Linked DNA regions of Homo sapiens: region 1 is linked to region 2. Evidence: chromatin loops called from intact Hi-C (ENCODE). Cell type or tissue: natural killer cell. All regions are shown on one strand. Links, peaks and the distances in the headings refer to the core of each region. The heading gives the core; the rest is flanking DNA. Region 1 overlaps ZNF511-PRAP1 (ZNF511-PRAP1 readthrough). Region 2 overlaps LOC105378575 (a long non-coding RNA gene).

Region 1 (5,373 bases), core at 137-5,136, 190 kb before region 2:
CCTCGGGGCCAGGCCTTGCTGGTGGCCCCTCCACTGGGGTTCTGGAAACATCTGCCACCAGGTAAAGTGATGTGGCCTTTGACCCAGGTGGGTCTTGCAGGAATTTGCAGTTTTCCTGCGGTGTGGGCTCCCAGGGGATGGGGCCGCAGCCTCAGGGGAGTCGGAGGCTGCACTCACCAGGCCTCCCAGGTGACTGCCCACAGTGGGTGCATGTGTGGTAACATGAGCTGCAGACTGGAACGTGAGGCCAGGGGCGGGGAGCCCTAGCAGATCTGTCTACTGGAGAATGGAAGGCTTTGGAAACAGTCCACTAAAAATGACTAAAGCTATCATTAGTAACATTGACAGATTTAAACAAGAGGATGAGAGAAGATATTTGCCAGATATACTGCAGAAAGGAAGTATTACATAGAAAGCCCGTAAGTCACTGAAGATGAGACAATGACCCACTGGGCAAACAAGCAAGCAGCACTCGCGGGCACTTCCCAGAAAGAAAAACATCTCAGGAGCGCCACTGTTTGGTCAGTCTGCACCTGCAGCCTCGGGAGGGGGCCTGGTGGGTGCAGGGCAGCCGGTGGGGCCAGCTCTGGGCGGGATGACTCACTGCCACCCTCTCCTCCCTGAGAGCAAGGGGACCCCAGACTGGCCTGGACGGAACCCAGGCACCCCCAGCTGCCTTCCACCTTCTCCTCCTGTCCTGAGTCCCCACAGTGGGTGGGGTGGGTGTGGTTACCCTGCGCCCTTCCTCTGGGTGGCTGCAGTTCAGCCTCTGGCCCTCCAGGTCAGGGAAATTCTGCTGGTCTGGGGAGGACAGCTGGTATTCTGTCTGTGTCTTGATGACCACCTGTGAAAAGAGATGGCCATGGCCTCAGTAGGCAGCTGGCAGGGACCCAAGAGAGCCCTGAACTGAGAGGGGAGGGAGCCAGCGTCAGCTTCGTGGCAGTGGTGTTGACGCTGACCCATCTCCCAGGACTGTCTGGTGGATGGCAGGGCTCCAGCAGCCACAAAGTGAGGCCAAGGGAAGGTGGACGCTGAAAGTCTGTCTGCTGGGCGCATGGCAGCTCTGGGCCTGGCTGGGCTGCTGACAGAGCCCCTCACTCTGCCTGCTGCCTTCAACTCAGGGTGCTGGAGAATTGCCCTTGGCCAGCAGGGGTGGTCCTCCTGCCCCGGGTCCCCAGCATAGATGCTGCCCCCACCTCCAGCAGGGACAACTCGGGGTGCCCTTCATGCTGCATGACTCCCTGGGGGGTCAAACTGGGCTGGGCTCAAGCTGAGCTCTTTGCTTCTCCCCAGTTTCTGCTATAAGCAACCCCAGTGGTCACTTGCCCAAGGACCCCCAGATCTCAGGCTAAACCCAGGACAGGGCCATGCCCCGAGGGGAAGGGTGGGAAGCGTTGCCTGCTGAGTGCCCTATGGACAGCACGTGGGCGGGGTGCTGTCTAGGAGTCAGTGCGTGAATTCTCGGTTACCCATCAGCCAGTTTGCCCAGCTCTGGCATATGGGGGAGCTGACCAGGAGGTCACACAGAGTGCCCATGGCCAGCTGGGGCTTTGGCCCCCATGGCCCTTCATCTGTTTGCTCTACTGCACCTGGGAAGAGGCCATATCTAGACAAACCTCACCCCACACCCCTTTGTTCCCAGGGGAGCCTGAGAAGGGCCCCCACGCTGGCCCAGGCCCTCACCTGGTCAGGGAGTGGCGGCTGGAGCTGGCTGATGTCCAAGGGGCTGATCAGAGGCACACTGTCCATGGCAGCCCCATCCTGGTCCCCAGGGTCTTTACCTGGCTTCCCAGAGAAGCTGCAGCCCAGCTTCACCATGGTGGATGGCAGTCCTTGTCCTGTCCAAAGACAGACAGAGTCACTGCCCACAGGCTGCCCCCTGGATGCCCACGCCAGCTGGCTCTGAAGCCAGAGGACCCTGAGCTGGGCCTAATGCTCCTCACACCAGAGCCAGGGACAGGCTGTAAGTGGTCAGGCCAGCCTCCTTGGACAAACCGGTCAAATCCAGCGAGATGCTGGGTGCTGTACCTTCTTGACCCCCACAGCCCCTCTGGACCCCACAGCACTGCAGGGTACAGCGCCCCAACCAGTGACTGTCCACGAAGCAGGGGGAGACTTCCAACGGCAGCTGCTCTAGACAACCTCCTCTTTTTTCTTCTTCTTCCACTGGTGGCTGCTCTAGACAACCTCCTCTTTCTTATTCTCCTTCTTCTTCTTCTTCTTTTTTTTTTTTGAGACAGGATCTTGTTTTGTGGCCCAGGTGGGAGTGCAGTGGTGTGTTCTTGGCTTACTGCAGCCTTTGCCTCCTGAGCTTCAGCAGTCCTACCATCTCAGCCTCCCGAGTACCTGGGACCACAGTGCGCCCCACCACGCCTGGCTAATTTTTAAAATTTGTGTAGAGACGGGGTTTCGTCAGGTTGCCCAGGCTGGTCTCAAGCGATCTGCTTGCCTAGGCCTCCTACAGTGCTGGAATTACAGGAATGAACCACCGCGCCTGACTCTAGACAACCTCCTAAAGCCGACAATCCCGGACATCAGTATGGAGAGCTGGGTGCCAGACTCAGCACATAAAAATGCTGGAGACCCAGCTAAATTTGAATTTCAAATAAGCAACGAGCTCATTTTTAATATAAGAGCATCCCACGCAATACGCGGTATGGGACGTGCTTATCCTGAAGTCAGTCCTCATTCTGTCTGGCGGCTCTCTGCCAGAGACGCACGAAGTGAGAAAGAGCGGCCACAAGAGGGCACCCGCGAGTCAGCCCAGCTGCGAGCCTGGCGCTAAAGGCCGCGGAGAGCGGGTCTCCTGCGGAGCTGAAAGCCACAGCAGGGCCCCGCGGGGCTGGGAGAGGGCGGGCCCCACTAACCCAGAGAAGCCGAGGGTGCCCGGCTTCGCCTTCAGGCGGACCTTCTAGAGAAAAGGAATGCAGCGGATGACCTCCGAGCTGATGGATGGAAAAAGCAGAAAAAGAAAATGTATTCAATCAATCAAAGGAGAAAAGAAAGGTCCTGTGTGCAGTAGACACGGAACCTGTGGCCCGGTGCTATGGCGGCGCCTGTGGTCCCAGCCACTCGGGAGGCTGAGGCGGGAGAATCGCTTGAACCCGGGAGGCGGAGGTTGCAATGAGCCGAGATCACGCCACTGCACTCCAGCCTAGGTGACAGAACGAAACTCTGCCAAAAAAAAAAAAAAAAAAAAAAAAAGGCAGGGCGCGGTGGCTCACGCCTGTAATCCCAGCACTTTGGGAGGCCGAGGCGGGCGGGTCACGAGGTCAGGAGATCGAGACCATTCTGGCTAACACGGTGAAACCCCGTCTCTACTAAAAAATACAAAAAATTAGCCGGGCGCGGTGGCGGGCGCCTGTAGTCCCAGCTACTTGGGAGGCTGAGGCAGGAGAATGGCGTGAACCTGGGAGGCGGAGCTTGCAGTGAGCCGAGATCGCGCCACCGCACTCCAGCCTGGGTGACAGAGAGAGACTCCGTCTCAAAAAAAAAAAAAAAAGGAATCTGTCATTACAACCTTCTCTCACAAAGAACTCCAGGCGCAGACAGCATCACCACAGCATTCTACCAACCATTTACAGGGAAAGTAATGCACGTCCACAAAACTCTTCCAGAAAGACAAGGGAGCACTCACCAGCTCCTGAGGCCAACGTAGCCTCAGTCCCTAACCCAGCAAGGACAGCAGCGGAGAGGAGCTCACAGGCCAGCCCCCGCCACACGTACACACCACTGCGAGGCCCCAAAGCTCAAGCAGCGTGAATCCAGCGAATACAACAAGGTAACATATCATGACAGTTTGGGTGTATTCTGGAAATGAAGTTTGGCTTAACATTTGACAAGCAATCATATTTTTCACCATATTAACAGAATAATGAAAAAGCGTTATCTGATCAATTGCTAGAGGAGCAGAAGTAACTCTGGGTAAGACTCAGGGCTCATTTACTATTCCTCGGACCCATTAGTGCATTAAGGCAGGAGGCGAGTGCTGTAACCCGGTAACAGTGAACCACTAAATCCCCACAGCAAACCTCACTGAATGTGAATCCTGAAAGTGCCTCGATCTGCGGTTCTACAAGTTATGGTGCTGGAGGTCTCAGCCAATGCTGTAGGGCAGGACAAAGAAAGAGCTCCAGTGCCAGACAAGAAAAAGTAAAACTCTGATTGATTCACCCATGAAACAGTGTCTGTGTTTAGAAACCCCAAAAGAATATATAGACAAATCATAAGGATCAAAAAGTGAGTTTGGCAAGGTTGTTGGATTTAAGGTATTCAGAAATCAGTTACATTCCTATATGTCAGTGGCAAAAATAAATAAATAAATAATTTATTGAAGTACTCAATTTAAATAATATCAAAACTATCAAATCCTCAGGAATAGGTGTAAAAAGAGCTGAGGAGCAGGGACAGGGCAGGGCCTTCACATGGAATCCAGGAAACACTGTCGACAGAGACCAAGAAAAGCTAAATTCCCCAAGTAAATGGGGAAGGCTGTGGCTATGGATTTTGGGAGTTTCTATGTTTAAACAAATTACCCACCCCCCAATCTGTAGATGCAGTAAATCTTAAGCAAAATCCCAACAGGGTTTTTAAAATGAACTTGACAAGCACTGTCATTTTATATGGAAGGCAGAGGGGCAGGAACACATCAAGTATCTTGGAAAAGAACATGGATTGCCAGGCACAGTGGCTCACGCCTGTAGTCCCAACACTTTGGGAGGCAGAAGTGGGTGGATCACAAGATCAGGAGTTTGAGACCAGCCTGGCCAACATGGTGAAACCCTGTCTCGACTAAAAATACAAAAACTAGCCGGGCATGGTGGTACACGCCTATAATCCCAGAATCTCGGGAGGCTGAGGCAGGAGAATCCCTTGAACCTGGGAGGCAGAGGTTGCAGCGAGCTGAGATTGCACTACCACACTCCAGCCTGGGCAACAAGAGCAAAACTCCGTCTGGGAAAAAAAAAAAAAAGAACATGGAGGAGGTCTCATCTGCCAGGGTCTAGCTTGTTGCACAGCATTGGAAATGGAGAGGTGTGGGGCTACTGCGTGGTGGAAAAAGTCCCACGTGACACACTTTGCACACACAGACCCTGATTTGCAGCATGGCTGCCTCTCAGTAAACCGCTGTCCACATCAAGAGCAATGAGCCTGATCCCTACCTCACATTACACAGAGAAGTCTACTCCAGGTGGATAAACCTAAACTGGAAAAGCAAAACAATAAAGCATCTCAAAGATAATACAGAAGAAGATTTTTCTGGTCTCAGGGAGGGAAATGTTTCTTCATTAGGACAATAGGTACTAACCATAAAAGGAAATATTGATAAAATGACTTCATTAAAACTATGAACTTCTGCTTATCAAAACAGCC
Region 2 (5,373 bases), core at 277-5,276:
ACAGAAATTATTGGAAATAAGAGAGTTTAGGAAGGGGGCTGCCTCTAGGATCAATAAGCAAAAATCATTTGTATTGCTATACACTAGCAATAAATAGTTGGAAAACATAATTTATCAAGAACTCTGCTTAGAAAACTCAACGTTAACTAAGAGTAAGGTTAACAAAAATGTGTACAATTTACATGCGGAAAATTATAAAATTTATTGAAAACATTTTAAAATGGCCTAAATAAATGGAAACAGATTCCACATCATGGATAGGAAAAATCAGTATTTTAAAGATATTTAATTCACAGAGTTTATGTGATTCTAATCAAAATCTCAAAAGACTTTTTGAGGAAATTTAACTAACTGAGTCTTAAAATTTGTATGCAAGGCACTCTTGAAATAAAAAACGGTGGTGGGACTCGAGGTATTGCTCCTCACAAGAGGGCATTAGCTGCAGGGGTGTGCCTGCAGACCCTGACCCAAACGATGGATGAATACAACGTACACTGACACAGAGATATTCTGCTTTGCCAGTCCAGCTCGGTGTCCGACAGCCTACACACCAAGAGAGGTTTGTCACTGTGGCTGGCTCTGAGCAGCTTGCACTTCAGGCATTTATTTAGTATACGCTTAACAACAGAAGCTCTGAGTCAACACACTTGTGGATAATTAACATGGTTAAGACGGTAGTTCTATGAATGATTAAAGCTCAGGTACCACGGTTTAAATACCATTAGGGGGCAATTTCCCTGGTCAACCTCCTCCGCACCAAGAGGGCCATCTGGCTCAAAGGTTAGTTAATGGAGGTAGGGTAAACAGACTTAACTGGGGAAGCCTCTATTGTCCCTAGTATTTACCCTATGACCTAATGCTCTAAGGTAAGAACCCGCTGCCTTCAGCCTGTTCAATTATTACAAGCTATGTAACCTTTCAGCCTTCCAAAAAGGTTTGTGACTATTCCCTATAACTTTCCCTAATATGTCCCTTTAATATTTCTGCCACCATCCTGAGTGAATCACCACAGGACTTGCACTATTTGATATCAATACTACTATAAAGCTATAATAATTAAAATGCTATGGCATTGGACCAGGGAGAGACAGGCCTCTGATGCATTCCCTGTGTAAGAACTTTGTCTTGTTTTGGAAGATGATTTGGGGATCAGAGACAGGATCCTGGGACAATTCATATCTATATGGGAAAACAAACTTCCTTAGTCCTTACTATGTACAAAAATAAATTCTACATAGATTTAGGGCATAAATGGGAACAGTAAAACCTTATAAATAAGCAGTTATCTTTATCATCTTTCTGGCTAGGAAAGGATTTTTCTTTTTGAGACATGGTCTCACTCCAACACCCAGGCTGGAAGAAGGGATTTTTTTAAGCTCAGAAAGTGCTAATCCAAAAATGCAAGACTGATAACTTGAGAACATCTGTTGATAAAAAGAATGCCATAAATAGTATAGAAAAGTAACCTAAAGAATGGAAAAAATTATTGCAACACATAGAACTGAGGACGGATCAGAATAAAGCATTCCTGCAAACAATGAGAGACCAAAACCCCAAGGGAAGAGGAGAGCAAAATACATAAAATACTTGAGTAGGCATTTCAGAGAAAAGTATGTATAATTTTGACAAGACAGAGATAGGGAGAGAAAGTTTCTCTACTTTATAATCAGGGAAATGCAAAATGGGACCACAGTTAAATATCATTTTATATTGACTAAATCGGAAAATATTAAGAAATTTATTAGTACATACTGTTGGGAATAACAGGAACACTTAGACACCACTGGACGCAGGTAAATGGTTCAAATACTTGGAAAACAATCTGGTTCCATGTATATTAGGTTGCCCAGGTATACACTTGGCCTAGAGATATTCTTACACAGTGCTCCAGGAATCATGTTCAAAAATGTTCCTAGTCTGCAGTAGCAAAACCTTGGGAATAATCGGACAGGACAGTGGTTAAACAAAGTGCCACATATTCGTATCTGTGGAGTCACAAAGTCGAGGAACTGCAGCAACACCTCACTACGTGGTAACGAAAAACGATGAGCAAAAAAATTCAAGCCTCCGGGAATATAAATGTTATGAAATCCCTTTAAAAATCCAATTACACAGTATAAAAAAGAAAATCACAGGGAACATTCAAAGCAAAATTCGGGACAGCGGCTACCTCTGGAGGGAGGCAGTTGGATGTGCGAGCTTCTGGTAGACGCAGCTTGAATGAGATGTTGTTTGGGGTTGGGAGTGGGCTGCCTGGGGTTCATACGTCACCACACTTGATAATTTACAGAAGCCTTTCACGCGTTTTTTCCTGTGTCTCAAACGGGGTACCAGGAGGCTCAGGGAAACAGCGCAGGCGCCTCCCCGGTGGCTTCTCTCTGGCGCCCTCTGGTGGGCGGGGCCCGGGTGAGCGGGGTCCCCTCGGGGCCTCAGGGAGCCGCAGCCCCAGCGGAACCAGGAGGGCGCCCTCCGCCCAGCCGCGCTGCCACTTCCGGGTTGTTTGCTCCCGGAGCCATAACCGCAGCTCAGCGTGCGGGCAGAGCCGGCTGACAGGAGACAGGACACAGCACAGAGCCCCGCGCCCTCTGAGGCGGGAGGCTTCGTTCCTGCACCAGCGTGGCTTGCCCTTTGGACGCGGCGAGGTTGTGTGTTCTCTGCTTTTGTTTTACTTGGAACAGATGTTTGGCTTTTGTCAAGGTCGTTATTTCCAGTGAAGTATGGCATCGAACATCAGATAGTTGCCCACACAAATGTCTGTTTTAAGGTTCTCAACCTTTTGACAATACAAAACAAGAGGAAGTTTCCAGGGGAAAGCCCTCAAATCAGCCATTCTGAGCATGTTTTCAGCCCCATCCGTACTCTCCTCCCTTCTTATCCAGAGCCTTTTGGGTGCCCAGAAGAGTAATATTCTTCTGCCTCGTAGCTCTGTGGTCCAAGGGTTTATGGCTACTGATTATCCTCCTAGAGCACTTCTGAGATGTTTTATGCTTTCTACTTGTGAGTGTGAAGGGAGGAGAGGCAAGTTTGCTGTCAGTCTGACAACATGTTTTTGCCACGTGATCTGCCACTGAAGAGAAGTTGGCTATGGAGGGAGGTCAAGTAGCCCAGGGAGGTGGGCATTCCAAGTGTACCTCCTCGTGCAGCCCACCCTCTCCACATAAAATTGGGTCCTGATTTTATGTGGAAGATGTTGTGTGTCTAGGAGCAGGAATCCATGGAAGACAAGATATGATATAGAAGAAACAGGCGAAGGGACTGGTACAGCATATATTTGAGGGCAAATAATCACTCGATAGGTGGCTGAAAATGTGAATGCCTTAGATAAAAATTAATTTATAAAACAGAAGTATATTTGAACAAATTTAAAACTAATATTCTAAAACTAAAATTCCTGAGATTTGGGGTAGAGTGTATATTGCAAGAGAAGTAGAGAAGAACAGTATGCTAAGGTCCCTTCTTGTTTAGATCAGAAGATATTGACAAATTATTCAAGTGAATAAAAAAACTATAGGTCTATATGTGTTTTCAGATTCAAGGGTAACCACCGGTAGAATAACAACAGGAGTCCAAATCATCAAGCAAAAAGAACAAACAAAAAATGATCAATCCGAACATAGGGAAAGGAAACACACATACACACATACATATACATACATACACACATGCACACACACACATGCACACACATACACACGCATACACACACACATACATTCACATCGTAACAGCCAAATTTAGTAATCGTGATAAATATGACCGTTTAATTCTATAAAAAGGAAAAACTTTCCGTTTATGTCAAAGCTATAGAATGTTTACAGGACACCTATCAAGAACAAAAATAACATAAAGATACTTTAAATATTATGATGAGCAGAGATAGACCAGGGAAATACTACGAAAAGCAAACACATGTAGCAACAGTTATCAGGGGAGTCAAAAAGATGTTTATATAACAGTAAAAGATACAATTAGAAGATTAATTGCCAATTTTAATACATATTAACATATCTGAGTAGATTTTTAAAATAAAAGATAATGTAATAAAACACGATTCTAGTCAGAGAAATCAAGGCACCTTACCTAGAAATGACAAGACCACATAGATCTTTTCTAAAGGCGACTTTTTTTTTTTTTTGAGACGGGAGTCTCGCTCTGTCACCCAGGCTGTACTGCAGTGGTGAGATCTTGGCTCACTGCAAGCTCTGCCTCCCGGGTTCACGCCATTCTCCTGCCTCAGCCTCCCGAGTAGCTGGGACTACAGGCGCCCGCCACTTTTTTGTACTTTTAGTAGAGAGGGGGTTTCACCGTGTTAGCCAGGATAGTCTCGATCTCCTGACCTCATGATCCGCCCGCCTTGGCATCCCAAAGTGCTGGGATTACAGGCGTGAGCCACCGTGCTCGGCCATAATGGTGACTTTTAAATTAAAAATAATTGATGGGGAAGGTCTTTTAGAAAACATTGTCTAAATTCCAAAGGCCATAAAGGAAAAGTCTGAAAAGTTTAACTGTATAAAAATCTAATTTTCTACATGGGAAATCAAACAAGAGACTGGGAGGAACTTCCAAACCATCAAACATGAAAACAACTACTATTTATTTGATAGACAAAGAGTCCTTAAAATCTGAGAGGAAATATGTAAAATCCCAATATGAAAAGGGAAGGAATTGTTTCATTAAAAAAGAAATTCAAATAAATAATCAGTAGATGAAAAGATGCTCTACTTCTTTATTGACCAGAGAAATGCAAATTAAAGTAATGACATATGAATTTTCAGTTATCGGTGACTGGCAGTATCTAGTGTTGGAGCAGATGTGTAGAAATTGGCTCTCCCATCCTACTGTGGGGGGTTTTAAGTGTTTCAACCTTTTGAGGAAGCAGTTTTATATACCTATTAACATTGTAAATCCACATATCCAGTGACCTAACCGTCCCACTCCCACAAAACTGACTTACAGAGATAGGTGCATGTCTGAACAAAGATACATCTACAGGGCACCATTGTGGCACCTTTTGTAACATAAATAGTTGGGGAAACCATTTGAATTGTTCATCAACTCAAAATAGACAAATTGTGAAATACAAAATGTAGTATGTGTGTGTATGTTTATATAAATTGTTTTTGAAGTTTGGAAGAATACACAGAATACTTACAACCATAGTATGGTACACACTATTGATTAGTAATCAATCCCATTCCTAATTCCCTTAATATTTTGACACATTCACTTAAAAGGTCTTTCCACTTTCCAGCCCCTCTTGCACAGAGGAGTGGTGACATTCTAACCAAGAATTTAAAAAATCTCAGATTTTCTGGAAGTTTCTTGGAAAGCTCTCATTTTCCTGATAAATAGGATAGACAAGAGAAGCACTTC

What was found. Peaks named below come from ENCODE experiments on the same cell type or tissue, not always from the same donor. Only the 100,000 strongest peaks of a DNase experiment are listed, where the experiment ranks them.
Region 1: it touches region 2 in a loop (17-fold over the local background); 49 of 110 quality-filtered maps call a loop at or near these places.

What each region holds. Positions count from the first base shown.
Region 1 is chr10:133,327,172-133,332,544 of GRCh38, forward strand. The region is part of intron 5 of ZNF511-PRAP1 (ZNF511-PRAP1 readthrough); the gene reads left to right. CALY (calcyon neuron specific vesicular protein) reads right to left here. Exons shown (of 6, transcript NM_015722.4): 2 at 1,684-1,838; 3 at 734-844. The coding sequence starts at 1,818. Among named protein-coding and RNA genes, the nearest start is that of CALY, 7.0 kb to the right of the region's middle. RefSeq lists an enhancer at 2,975-3,054. In natural killer cell, for the core only: CTCF peaks have their summits at 2,762 (motif pointing right) and 2,962; a DNase peak (open chromatin) is centred at 2,750; H3K27me3 peaks cover 2,299 bases.
Region 2 is chr10:133,517,919-133,523,291 of GRCh38, forward strand. It overlaps LOC105378575 (a long non-coding RNA gene), which reads right to left. Exons shown (of 5, transcript XR_946512.3): 2 at 1,753-5,373. Among named protein-coding and RNA genes, the nearest start is that of CYP2E1, 6.8 kb to the right of the region's middle. RefSeq lists a silencer at 2,285-2,484. In natural killer cell, for the core only: CTCF peaks have their summits at 2,380 (motif pointing left) and 2,583; a DNase peak (open chromatin) is centred at 2,423; H3K4me3 peaks cover 408 bases; H3K27ac peaks cover 382 bases.